Linked DNA regions of Mus musculus: region 2 is linked to region 1. The links are chromatin loops, found by intact Hi-C in ENCODE. Cell type or tissue: left cerebral cortex. All regions are shown on one strand. Links, peaks and the distances in the headings refer to the core of each region. The heading gives the core; the rest is flanking DNA.

Region 1 (6,449 bases), core at 1,743-4,242:
ATCCATCCTGACCAAGTAGGTTTCATTCCAGGGTTGCAGGGATGGTTTAATATATGGAAATCCATCAATGTAATCCTCTATATAAACAAACTCAAAGACAAAAACCACATGATCATCTCATTAGATGCTGAGAAAGCATTTGACAAATCTAACAGACCTTCATGTTTAAAGTCTTGGAAAGATCAGGAATTCAAGGCCCATAACTAAACATAATAAGAGAAAACCAATAGGCAACATCGACCTAAATAGAGAGAAAATTGAAGCAATCCCACTAAAATCAGGGTCTAGATAAGGCTGCCCACTCTCTTTCTATGTATTTAATATAGTACTTGAAGTACTACCCAGAGCAATTAGACAACAAAAGGAGATCAAATGAATACAAATTGAAAAGGAAGAATTCAAAATATCACTATTTGCAGATGATATGATAGTATATATAAGAGGACCTAAAAATTCTACCATAGAACTCCTAAACCTGATAAACAACTTCAATGAAGTAGCTGAATACAAAATTAAGTCAACCAAATCAGTGACCTTTCTCCACACAAAAGATAAACAGGCTGAAGAAGAAATTAGCAAAATGACACCCTTCACAATAGTTACAAAAAAATATAAAATACCTTGCTTTGACTCTAACTAAGCAAGTGAAAGATATGTATGATAATAACTTCAAGTCTCTGAAGAAAGAAATCAAAGAAGATCTCAGAAAATGGAAAGATCTTCCATGCTCATGGATTGGCAGGATTAATATAGTAAAATTGTCTATCTTGCCAAAAGCAATCTGCAGATTCAATGCAATCCCCATCAAAATTACAACTAAATTCTTCACAGAATTAGAAATGGCAATTTTCAAATTCCTCTGTAATGACAAAAAAATTTAGGATAGCAAAAACTATTCTCAACAATAAAAGAACCTCTGGTGGAATCACCACCATATCCTTAAGTTGTACTACAGAACAATTGTGATAAAAACTGCATGGTACTGGTACAGTGACAGACAGGTAGATCACTGGAATATAATCAAAGTCTCAGAAATGATCCCACACATCTATGGTCTCTTGATCTTTGACAAAGGAGCTAAAACTATTCAGTGGGAAGAAGACAGCATCTTCAACAAATGTAGCTGGCTCAACTGGCATTTAGCATGTAGAAGAATGCAAATTAATCCATTCTTAACTCCTTGTACAAAGCACAAGTCTAAGTGGATCAAGGAACTTCACATAAAACCAGAGAATCTGAAATTTATAGAGGAGAAAGTGGGAAAGAACCGCAAGCTATGGGCAGAGGGGAAAATTCTTGAACAGAACAGCAATGGCTTGTGATGCAAGATCAAGAATCGACAAATGGGACCCCATAAAATTGCAAAGCTTTTGTAAGGCAAAAGACATGGTCAATAAGACAAAATGGCCACCAACAGATTGGGAAAAGATCTTTACCAATACTAAAGGTACTAGGGGACTAATATCTAACATATATAAAGAACTCAAGAGTTGGATTCCAGAAAATCAAATAACCCTATTAAAAATGGGGATCAGAGCTAAACAAAGAATGAGCAATATTGAATGGCTGAGAAGCACCTATTATATTTCCATGTATCCTTGAGACCGTGATTTCATATAGACACTAACTCTCACACAAATCCTCAGCAAGAGTCCTCTATGTATTTCTACAAATTAACCTATTCTATTTGGCTAACTATAACATTTTTGCAAATCAATTTGTTTCTCTATGTGTCTTCAGAAAACCACTAGTATGTGAGTAAGATGGTTATTTGTAAAAATGTAAATTTCTGGTTTGTACTCCAGACACATTGTGTACAAATTACAATTTTTATTGAATGTTCATATTCCAATAATCACTGCTCAGTATCTTTTTTCTCTTTTCTCTCTTTTTTTTATTACGTATTTTCCTTAATTACATTTCCAATGCTATCCCAAAAGCCTCCCACACCCTCCCCCCCCCCCACTCCCCTACCCACCCATTCCCATTTTTTGGCCCTGGCGTTCCCCTGTACTGGGGCATATAAAGTTTGCCTGTCCAGTGGGCCTCTCTTTCCAGTGATGGCCAACTAGGCCATCTTTTGATACATATGCAGCTAGAGTCAAGAGCTCCGGGGTACTGGTTAGTTCATAATGTTGCACCTACAGGGCTGCAGATCTCTTTAGCTCCTTGGATACTTTCTCTAGCTCCTCCATTGGGGGCCCTGTGATCCATCCAATAGTTGACTGTGAGCATCCACTTCTGTGTTTGTTAGGCCCCGGCCTAGTCTCACAAGAGACGGCTATATCACGGTCCTTGCACCAAACGCTTGCTAGTGTATGCAATGGTGTCATCGTTTGGAGGATAATTATGGGATGGATCCCTGGATATGGCAGTCTCTTGATGGTCCATCCTTTTGTCTCAGCTCCAAACTTTGTCTCTGTAACTCCTTCCATGGGTGATTGTTTCCAATTCTAAGAAGGGGCAAAGTGTCCACACTTTGGTCTTTGTTCTTCAGTTTCATGTGTTTTGCAAATTGTACCTTATATCTCACTAAAGAATGAATTTATGAAATTCCTAGGCAAATGGTTGGACCTGGAGGGCATCATCCTGAGTGAGGTAACACAATCATAAAAGAACTCAAATAATATGTACTCACTGATAAGTGGTTATTAGCCCAGAAACTGCTCAGTATCTTATGCAGACTTCTAATTTTTAGAATGTGCATTTCCCTATTTCTTTGCCTATGAAACCCTTGTCCATCTCTCAAGGTACAGTTCAAAGTCTATCTCCTCACTGAAGTCACTTTGGTAACTTTCCTGGTCAGTAGATAAAGGCCTTTTGGACATATATGATATAGAGAAAACAAGGGGATTAGAACTGAGGTAGACGAGGTGTTGTGGAAACGGGAATGGATTCTCTTTAATAGAATTAGGGGCAGAACCTTTTGAAAATACATTTATTATTATTTCATGTATATGTGTGAGCACCCAAAGCCACATATATGAACTAAGTTTCATCCAGTGGTCTCCAAAAGATCACATTGGATTCCCTTGAAGTGGAATTCAAATGGATTTTGAATGCACTTAACTATTGAACCAACTGTCCCCAACTGTCTATCCTCAAACCCTCAGTTTAACAGGGATTTCTTTTTTAAATATGAGAGATAAGCTGAATAAACTAACAGCAAAGTAAAATGTGCCCACATGGTCAAAGTAGTGATTCCTGGTCCCATAGCAACCATGTTTGAGGGGGAGGTTTGGTGGCCATATCAGGATAAGCAAGTGGGAGGGAAACAGAGACAAATGCCCACTTGACAGTCCCCTCAGAGGTGGAGTGGGAAGACAAAATTATTTTTAACGACTTCACACATGTGCATTCAGACACCCCTTTAATTATATTATTTTTCACATTTTTGTTTCATTTTTTTCAAATGTATAAATCCTGAGATTCAGTGCTCGACAAGTTGGTTTCTCACACATCAGGTAGCAAAGCACATTGCAGATTTGAGAAAGTATCAAAGAAAGGTTCTGCTTTGTACCAGAATTTAAAGCTAGTGTACAAAATCATGGGTTTTATTAACATTTTTCTTTGTTCTTGAAATGCTTTGTTCTTGTTTCCCACCCAACCTTCCCTTCCCATCCCTATCCATTCCTTGTTTGTTCTCTTCTGTCCCTTAGTTATCCTTAGTCTGTTTTTATATCACTTGTAATCTGTTACCTGATCCTACTCTAGTCACTTAATATCTTTCCTTCTCAACTACAAAGACAAATTCTCACATTTCTGTGAAAAAGGTAAAATATTGATCTACCTATATGGTATCACTGTATACATGGTATTTGAGTGTTTTTATAAAATGCAATGGTTTTTGAAAGAAACCATTGACAGTCAATTAGCTATGAATATGTGAAGTTGTTTTGAGGTAAAGGTAAATAGCAGCAGTATTTGGCTTGGCCTTAGTAAGAACCAAGGTTTGCTTTTCCCTCTGAGATCATGCTACAAAGACCCCATGCCTTCCCATATACCTCTTCTTTGAGGTACACAGCCATGCACCGACTGGTAGAGGATTATGCTTTCCTTTGTTGCCAAAGAAAGTAGGTTTTCCAGAGAAAGTTTAGTTCACAGGTAAGTCATTTTAAGTAGATAACTACCTCTGTCTTATCAATTTCTGTCATTATGATGGAGATGCCTGACATTCATAAATACTTGATTGATCTCCAAGCAGTTCTAAGGTTAATAGAATGCTGTGTGACATTGTGCACAATGCCTTTTAAATTTTAGAACCTTTACAATTTAAAAAATCCACTTTAATAATCTGTGTTTTTATGGGAAGTAGAAACAGTTAATTTAGAAGGTTTAGAAGATATACGTTCTCTAGCCGGGTATGGTGGCACATGCCTTTAATCCCAGCACTTGAGAGGCAGTGGCAGGCAGATTTCTGAGTTCCAGGACAGCCTGGTCTATAAAGTGAGTTCCAGGACAGCCAGGGCTACACAGAGAAACCCTGTCTCAAAAAACAAAACAAAACAAAACAAAACACAAAACAAAGAAGAAGAAGAAGAAGAAGAAGAAGAAGAAGAAGAAGAAGAAGAAGAAGAAGAAGAAGAAGAAGAAGAAGAAGAAGAAGAAGAAGAAGAAGAAATACATTCTCATCCACGCAAGGAATGATTTGGTTTCCTTACATTCTCATTAATCTATGTTACCCAAATTCACAGTGAAGACAGTTAGTGTTTGTTTGGAGGAAATACAGTGGCTAAATAAACCTGGAGATTCTTAGTGGCCACCAGACTTTTCCTGCAATCATGTAATGACACAGCTCATTATTTTTCATAGGCCTCATTTCATACTTATGGAAAATTGTGTGCTTGAGGCCCAGAGAGCCTCAACTTATGAAATATCGATGTTGAAATGCTTTTTATTCTATAATCATAGAACTAGGTGAAGATACTTCATTAGCAAAGAAGGCAAATCTTTGAAAATTAATATTTAAACCCCAATTCTGGACAGGATATATCACCATAGTTATTTTTATATTATAACACTGTGTTCTAAGTGATATTATATGCTATTGAAAAAAAAACAAATCTCTTATTTTCATAATGTGTGTATAAAGTCTATGTTAAGTTTTCAGCTTCATTGTGCAGATGATAAAACTGAATTAGGCTGGTTTGTGGCTAAATTATAGAATAAGAACATATGTGGATGCCTGGGTTTGGGTTTCAAGCAGCAGCAAATTATTTAGAAAGGAAAAGTGAGTCGCAGAGAATAAAATTACTTTCACATTTGTAAATAATTATTAAATGAGTTATTTATTTACTTACTTTTGTATTTGTTATACGGTGTTTTGACAATCTTACACTATGTTTTTGATAGTACTTACTCCTTCCCACAACTCCTAGATTCACTCCTTTTCCCTATTTACCTATGTTTGTGTTCACTTCTATGTTTAAAACCTCTCAAGGCCATTTTGGGCTGTTCACACATTTTTGGATGTATAACCTTCCACTGAAGTGTGTCCAGGTACAGAGGCTATATCACACCTTAACCAAAGAACACTTTCTCTCTAAATAGCTAAGAAAAGCAAATTTTAATGTAACTCTAAGTTTTTCTTTTTAGATTTGGGGAAGAATACAGTAAGTTTTGCCTGTATAATTTTTAGTGCAGACTTCTGTGGAATGTAAAATCTCTTCAACAGTTATTTTTACTAGATACTGTAATGGAAAGAAAATAGATTCTGAAGTCAGACACCTGACTTCCACTTCAGACTCTCTCACTAATTAGTTCTGATCTGTCAAAATTTGAACATCCTTAGTTTCAAAATCTATGTGATAATATTTCACAAGGCTGTCACAGCGTTGAAATAAGATGGCCAGTGCAGTGTCTGGTACACACCAGATTCCCATGAAGTTAGACACCACAAAGTTAAACAACATACATTTATTCTTTCAATATTCTGTGTATTCAAAGTCTAGAATGAGTCTTTAGAAATAAAAAAATGAGGCAATAGCATATGTGTTTTTATTTCTTTTGTTTTACTGTGTAAGTCGCCCAAAATAAATCCCTTTCTTCTTACCTATGTTGGAAGATGCCATCTTTGGGTCTGTGTCTGCATTTCTTCCTTAAGTACCTTCATTGTAAGGTTGCCTACTCCTGTTCTCTGTGCCAGCATCTCTTTATGTTTATGCCTCTCTCCCATATTTGTGATATTATTGATGTCCTACACAAAACATCCATGGTAACCTCATTCATAATGTTATAGTAACAATTATATCTGCAATGTTCCCTTTCCCATATGAGGTATTATAGCCATAAGATTCAAGGATTAAAACCTAGAGATCTTTGAGAAGTCATTAAATAGAGTATCATGGATGCTAATTGACATTTATTATAAGAATTCCTGAATGCTTTAATTTATGTTAAGTTAGTGTAGAAAATGTAGTGAATTTAAACAATAACCAGACTGAAAGCCA
Region 2 (6,449 bases), core at 2,049-4,548, 460 kb after region 1:
TGCTACACTCTTCATCCATGATGAAGTTCTATATGCCAGGCCAAAAGTGATTATGCCAAACTGAAAAAAAAATCATGAGCAAATTAACCTTCTCTTTTTTTTTTTATGTTGATTGATACCAGGTATTATATCACAATTGTGGAATGATGACTAATATGCATGGTAAGTTCACAGTTAATGTGACACATAGGAAACTACAGAGGCACATATAGTCAAAGACATGATTCATGAGTAGACATTACTATAAGAAACAAAATACAAAGCTTTCTATTTGTACCTGGATCCTCCCATTCATTTATAATCTCATACAATTAAGAGTTGCTTGTAAAACAGTTTAGGAACCATTCTTAATGTTTGTAGTAACACATTCTTAATTTTTCATTAATTTATTTATTCACTTTACATATCAGTCACAGACCCCCACGCCTCTCAGTCCCATTCTCTTATGCCCCCAGTTACTAATCTAGCCTGGGATATCAAGTCACATCAAGACTAAGCACATCCATTCCCACTGAGACCAGACAAAGCAGCCCAGCTAGATGAAAGAAATCCAACATCAGGCAAAGGAATCCTAGTCAGAGACATATGCAGCCTTCATTTATTGGGGGACTCACATAAAGATCAAGATGAACATCTGCTTCAAATGTGTAGCAGGCTTAGTTCCAGTCCATGATGCTATTTTGTTGGAGGTGCCTCCTATCAGATTTCACCACTTTTACCCAGACTGCTCACCCCTACCAACATTTATGCTCTCCTACATATGATCTCTGCCCTCTTCCCCTCCCCACACCTCCTCCTATTTACTTCTGATGTCTATTTTATTTTCCCTTCTAACTGAGGTTCAAGTGTCCCTCCTTTAGTCCTCCTTGTTACTTAGCTTCTGTAGGTCTGTGAATTGTATCATGGTTATCTTGCACTTTATGGCTAATATCCACTTACAAGTGAGTATATCCCATGTGTCTCTTCCTTGGTCTATGTAACCTTAATTTTGATGATATTTTCCAGTTCCATTCATTTTCCTACACATTTCATGATGCTATTATTTTTAATAATGGAGTAGTATTCCATTGTGTAAATATACCACATTTTATTTATTAATTCTTCATTTTAGGGACATCTTGGTTGCTCCATTTCTGGATATTGCAATTCAAACATTTATGAACATAGTTGAGCAAGATGGGGGATCATTATTTGGGTATGTATCCAGGAGTGGGATAGCTGGGTCTTGATGTAGAACTATTGCCAATTTTCTGAGAAACCAACAAATTAATTTCCAAAGTGGTTTTACAAGTTTGCACTCCTACCATCAATGAAGGAATGTTTCCCTTGCTCTACATCCTCACAAGTATGTGATGTCATTTCAAATTTTGTTCTCAGCCAATCTGATGGGTGTAAGTTCAGACCTCAGAGTCATTTTGATTTGCATTTCTCTGATGATTAAGGATGTTGAACATGTCTTTAAGTGCATCTCATACACTAGAGATTCCTTTATTGAGAAATCTCTGGTTATTTCTATAAACTATTTTTAAATTGAGTTATTTAGGTTGGTGGTGGTCAATTTCTTGAGTTGTTTATATATTTTGCATATTATCCCTCTGTAGGTTATAGGGTTGGTCAAGATCTTTTCCCATTCTGTGGTATGCCATTTTGTACTACTGATAATATCTCTTGCCTTCCAAAAGCTTTTCAGTTTCTTTTTTTTATCATAGTGCCTAAGCTGTTGTTAGGTTCAGTAAGTTGTCTGCTGTGCCAATGCATTCAATACTATTCTTTACTTTATCTTCTATTAGATTTAGTATTTTATGTTTAAATCTTTTATCTACTACACTTGAGTTTTCTGCAGAATAATCAATATGGATGCATTTGCATTCTTCTACATGCAGACATTCAGTTAGTCTAGAAATATTGAGAACAGCTTATAAAACATGCTTACAGACAGGAACTTAGCATAGCTGTTTCCTGAGAGGCTTCTTCAGGTAGTGCAATTAAATTGGTTCATAGCCAAACATGAGGCAGGGATTGGAAGTCTTGGAGAAGAGTGTAGGATAGATGTGAGTAAGCCAAGGTGTCAAGGACAGCCCAAGAAGATCTACAGAGTCAACTAATCTGGGCCCTTGGGGGCTTACAGAGACTGAACCAACAAGCAAAGCATATGCAAGAGCTGGACATAGACCTCTGTATATTTGTAACAGATGTGCAACTTGGTCTTCATGTGGGTCTCCTAGCAAGTGGATTTGGGGCTGTCTCTGACTTTATTTTCTGCCATTCAGTCCCATTCCCCTAAGTGGACTGGTTGGTTGGGACCCAGTGGGAGAGGCTATGGTTAGTCCTGCTGAGACTAGACGTCCCAGGGAGGGGTGATACACAAGGGGTATTCCCCTTCTCTGAGGAGAAAAGAATAGGGTAATAGGGAGAGGAATTTGTAAGGGTGGGACTGGGAAGAGAGGAGGGAGGGGTAGTTGTGATTGGGGTATAAAGTGAATAGATAAATAAGTTATTGGGAAAACAAATTGGCAACTATTCTTAATATTTGTGATAGCACATATTTTATTTTAAATTATTTTAATATAATATATTCTGATTTTAGTTGCTCCCCTTCAACTTGTCCAGCTCCTCTGTACCTTTACACCCATGCAATTCTACATCATTTCTTGATCTCTCTCACCAGAAAACAAAAAATGCATCTAAATATAGAAAAAATAGGACAAAACAAACAAAACAAGAACTGATAAAACAAAGAGTCAAAGGCAAAGGAAAATTATAAACTTAGACATAAACATAGTAGCAAAAACAGGAATCATATTAAACACAAAATCAGAAATAATAATATATAAGCAAAAGACCTGTGGGAAAATAAAAGAGTCCAAACAAAATATTATGGGAGACAAAAACCTACAAAGAAAACCATGTGTTTGTATTGAACCTCTACTGCTAGGTAGTGTCTTGGCTTTAAGAGTGGGTACTCCAGTCTTTCTTAGAAGCAGTAACAAAATACTCACAAGAGCAAATACAGAGACAAAGTGTAGAGCTGAGACTTAAGGAAAGGCCAACCAGAGACTGCCCCACCTGGGCATCCCTCCCATATACAGTTACCATACCCAGACATTATTGTGGGTGCTAAGAAGTGCTTACTGACAGCAAACTGTTATAGCTTTCTCAAGAGAGGCAGCCACCATTGGAGTAGTTAGAGAAAGGACTGAAGGAGCTGAAGGGGGTTGTAACCCCATAGGAAGAACAACAATATAAACCAACCAGAGCTCCCAGGGTCTAAAGCACCAACCAAGGAGTACACATGGAGGGACCCATGGCTTCAGCCATATATGTAGAAGAGGATGGCCTTGTTGGGTATCAATGGTAGAAGAGGCCCTTGGTCCTGTGAAGTCTTGATTTCCCAGTGTAAGGGAATTCAAAGGCGGGGAGGCAGGAGTGGGTTGGTGGGTGGGGGTATACCTTCATAGAAGCAAGAGAAAGGGGAATGGGATAGTGAGTTTCTTGGGGGGGGGGATCGGGGAAGGGGATAACATTTGAAATGTATATAAAGAAAATATCAATAAAAATACCCTTAAAATATTTTGTTTTTATGTTTAGTGAGACTCTTGAAGAAAGGTAATTTTTCATTTGCAAGTGTTTATCAGTGGAAGATAGATTCTGAGTTATGGATGTGAACAGGTGTTTTAATTCCACTCTTAGCTTTTGGGCCCTATCAGGCTAAGACCTATACTAGCCTTATGCATACAGTCACAGTCACTTGGACTTCATATGTACTTCAGTATCACAGTGTTTAGAATGCCTTGGCTTTGTTTTTTGTTTGTTTGTTTTGATTTGATTACCTTCCTTCCTTTCTTTCTTTCTTTCTTTCTTTCTTTCTTTCTTTCTTTCTTTCTTTCTTTCCTTCCTTCCTTCCTTCCTTCCTTCCTTCCTTCCTTCTTTCTTTCTTTCTTTCTTTCTTTCTTTCTTTCTTTCTTTCTTTCTTTCTTTCTTTCTTTTTTTTTGTATTCTCTATTCCCTCTTACTCTTTCAGTGTTTCTGCCTTCTCCTCTATAGGATTCCCCTAGCTATGAGAGGAGGGAATAGATGACAATATCCCATTTAGGACGGAGTATTATAAGGTCTCTCACTCTCTGCACTTCATCTAGCTGTGAGTCCTATAATTATTTTTAGCTACTGTAGAAGGAATCTTCTTTATGCATAGCTGAGCAAGGAACTAATCTATAGACATAGCAGAATATTGTTAGAAGTAATTTTATAGTTGTGTTTTCTTAGCAGGACAGTAGTATCTCATTTTCCCTTAGGTCTCTGGCCTATCTAGTTTTATGTTCTTGGAACCCTGAGCAATGTGGGCATGGGATACATCTCATGGAGTAGGCTTTAAATCCAATCAAATATTGGTTGGCTACCTACATAAGCTTTGGGACACAATTGAACTACTAAGTCTAATAGGCAGGCAACCATTGTAGATTGAAAGATTTGCAGCTAGGTTAGTGTTTGTGTTTCTCCTTCAAGAATGTGCAGCATCATGAACACAACTAAGTGAGGTTGAACAATTTAGGTAGGCACCAACTCAATTACCTCATATACAGTGAATTGTGTAGGTTTATATTCACCAACAGGGCATTAATACAAGTTTCTGAAAAGCATCAAAATGCTTTGGCATGAAGTGTCCTCGAGTTGGTATTCCTTCTTGTTTTTTTTTTGAGTTTTGGATGTTGTATCTTAGATATTCTAGGTTTCTAGCCAAATATGCACTTATCAGTGAGTGCATATCAAGTAATTTCTTTTGTGGTTGGGTTACCTCACTCAGGATGATATCCTCCAGATACATCCATTTGCCCAAGAGTTTCATAAATTTGTTGTTTTTAATAGCTGAGTAGTATTCCATTGTGTAAATGAAACACATTTTTGTATCCATTCCTCTGTTGAGGGGCATCTGGGTTCTTTCCAGCTTCTTGCTATTATAGATAAGGCTGCTATGAACATAGTAGAGCATGTGTCTTTATTACCAGTTGGAACATCTTCTGGACATATGCCCAGGAGAGGTATTGTGGAATCCTCTGGTAGTACTATGTCCAATTTTCTAAGGAACCACCAGACTGATTTCCAGAGTGGTTGTACAAGCTTGCACTCCCATCAACAATGGAGGAGTGTTCCCCTTTCTGCACATCCTTGATAGTATCTGCTGTCACCTGAATTTTTTATCTTAGCCATTCTGATTGGTGTGAGATGGAATCTCAGGTTTGTTTTGATTTGCATTTCCCTGATGATAAGGATGCTGAACATATTTTGAGGTGCTTCTCAGCCATTCGGTATTCCTCAGGTGAGAATTCTTTCTTTAGCTGTGAGCCCCATTTATAATGGGGTTATTTGATTTTCTGGAGTCCACCTTCTTGAGTTCTTTATATATATATATATATATATATATATATATATATATATATATATATTGGATATTATTCCCCTATCTGATTTAGGATAGGCAAAGATACTTTCCCAATCTCTTGGTGGCCTTTTTGTCTTATTGATGGTATCGTTTGCCTTACAGAAACTTTGCAGTTTTATGAGGTCCCATTTGTCAATTCTCGATCTTACAGCACAAGCCATTGCTGTCCTATTCAGGAATTTTCCCCCTGTGGCCATATCTTCGAGGCTTTTCCCCGCTTTCTACTCTATAGGTTTCAATGACTCTGGTTTTATGTGGAGTTCCATGATCCACTCTAGATTTGAACTTAGTACAAGGAGATAGGAATGGATCAATTCACATTCTTCTACATGATAACCACCAGTTGTGTCAGCACCATTTGTTGAAAATGCTATCTTTTTTCCACTGGATGGTTTTAGCTCCTTTGTCAAAGAGCAAGTGACCATAGGTGTGTGGGTTCATTTCTGGGTCTTCAATTCTATTCCCTTGGTCTACATGTCTGTCACTATACCAGTACCATGCAGATTTTATTACAATTGCTCTGTAGTAAAGCTTTAGGTCAGACATTGTGATTCCACCAGAGGTTCTTTTATCCTTGAGAAGAGTTTTTGCTATCCTAGATTTTTTGTTATTCCAGATGAATCTGCAGATTGCCCTTTCTAATTCGTTGAAGAATTGAGTTGGAAATTTGATGGGGATTGCATTGAATCTGTAGATTGCTTTTGGCAAGATTTCCATTTTTACTATATCGATCCTGCCACTCCATGAGCATGGGAGATCTTTCCATCTTCTGAGATCTTCTTTAATGTCTTTCTTCAGAGACTTGAAGTTCTTATCATGAAGACCTTTCCCTTCCTTATTCAGAGTCACACCAAGGTATTTTATATTATTTGTGACTATTGAGAAGTGTGTTGTTTCTCTAACTTCTTTCTCAGCCTGTTTATTCTTTTTGTAGAGAAAGGCCATTGACTTGTTTGATTTAATTTTATATCCAGCTACTTCACCGAAGCTGTTTTTCAGGTTTAGGAGTTCT

What was found. A loop is a pair of places that touch in the nucleus more often than their neighbours do. Peaks named below come from ENCODE experiments on the same cell type or tissue, not always from the same donor. Only the 100,000 strongest peaks of a DNase experiment are listed, where the experiment ranks them.
Region 2: it touches region 1 in a loop (5-fold over the local background); 3 of 42 quality-filtered maps call a loop at or near these places.

Annotation. Positions count from the first base shown.
Region 1 is chrX:39,375,723-39,382,171 of GRCm38, forward strand. No RefSeq gene overlaps it. Among named protein-coding and RNA genes, the nearest start is that of Cypt15, 33 kb to the left of the region's middle. In left cerebral cortex, for the core only: no CTCF peak of the experiment used is centred there; a DNase peak (open chromatin) is centred at 3,276; H3K27ac peaks cover 318 bases.
Region 2 is chrX:39,831,826-39,838,274 of GRCm38, forward strand. No RefSeq gene overlaps it. Among named protein-coding and RNA genes, the nearest start is that of Cypt14, 29 kb to the right of the region's middle. In left cerebral cortex, for the core only: no CTCF peak of the experiment used is centred there; no DNase peak of the experiment used is centred there.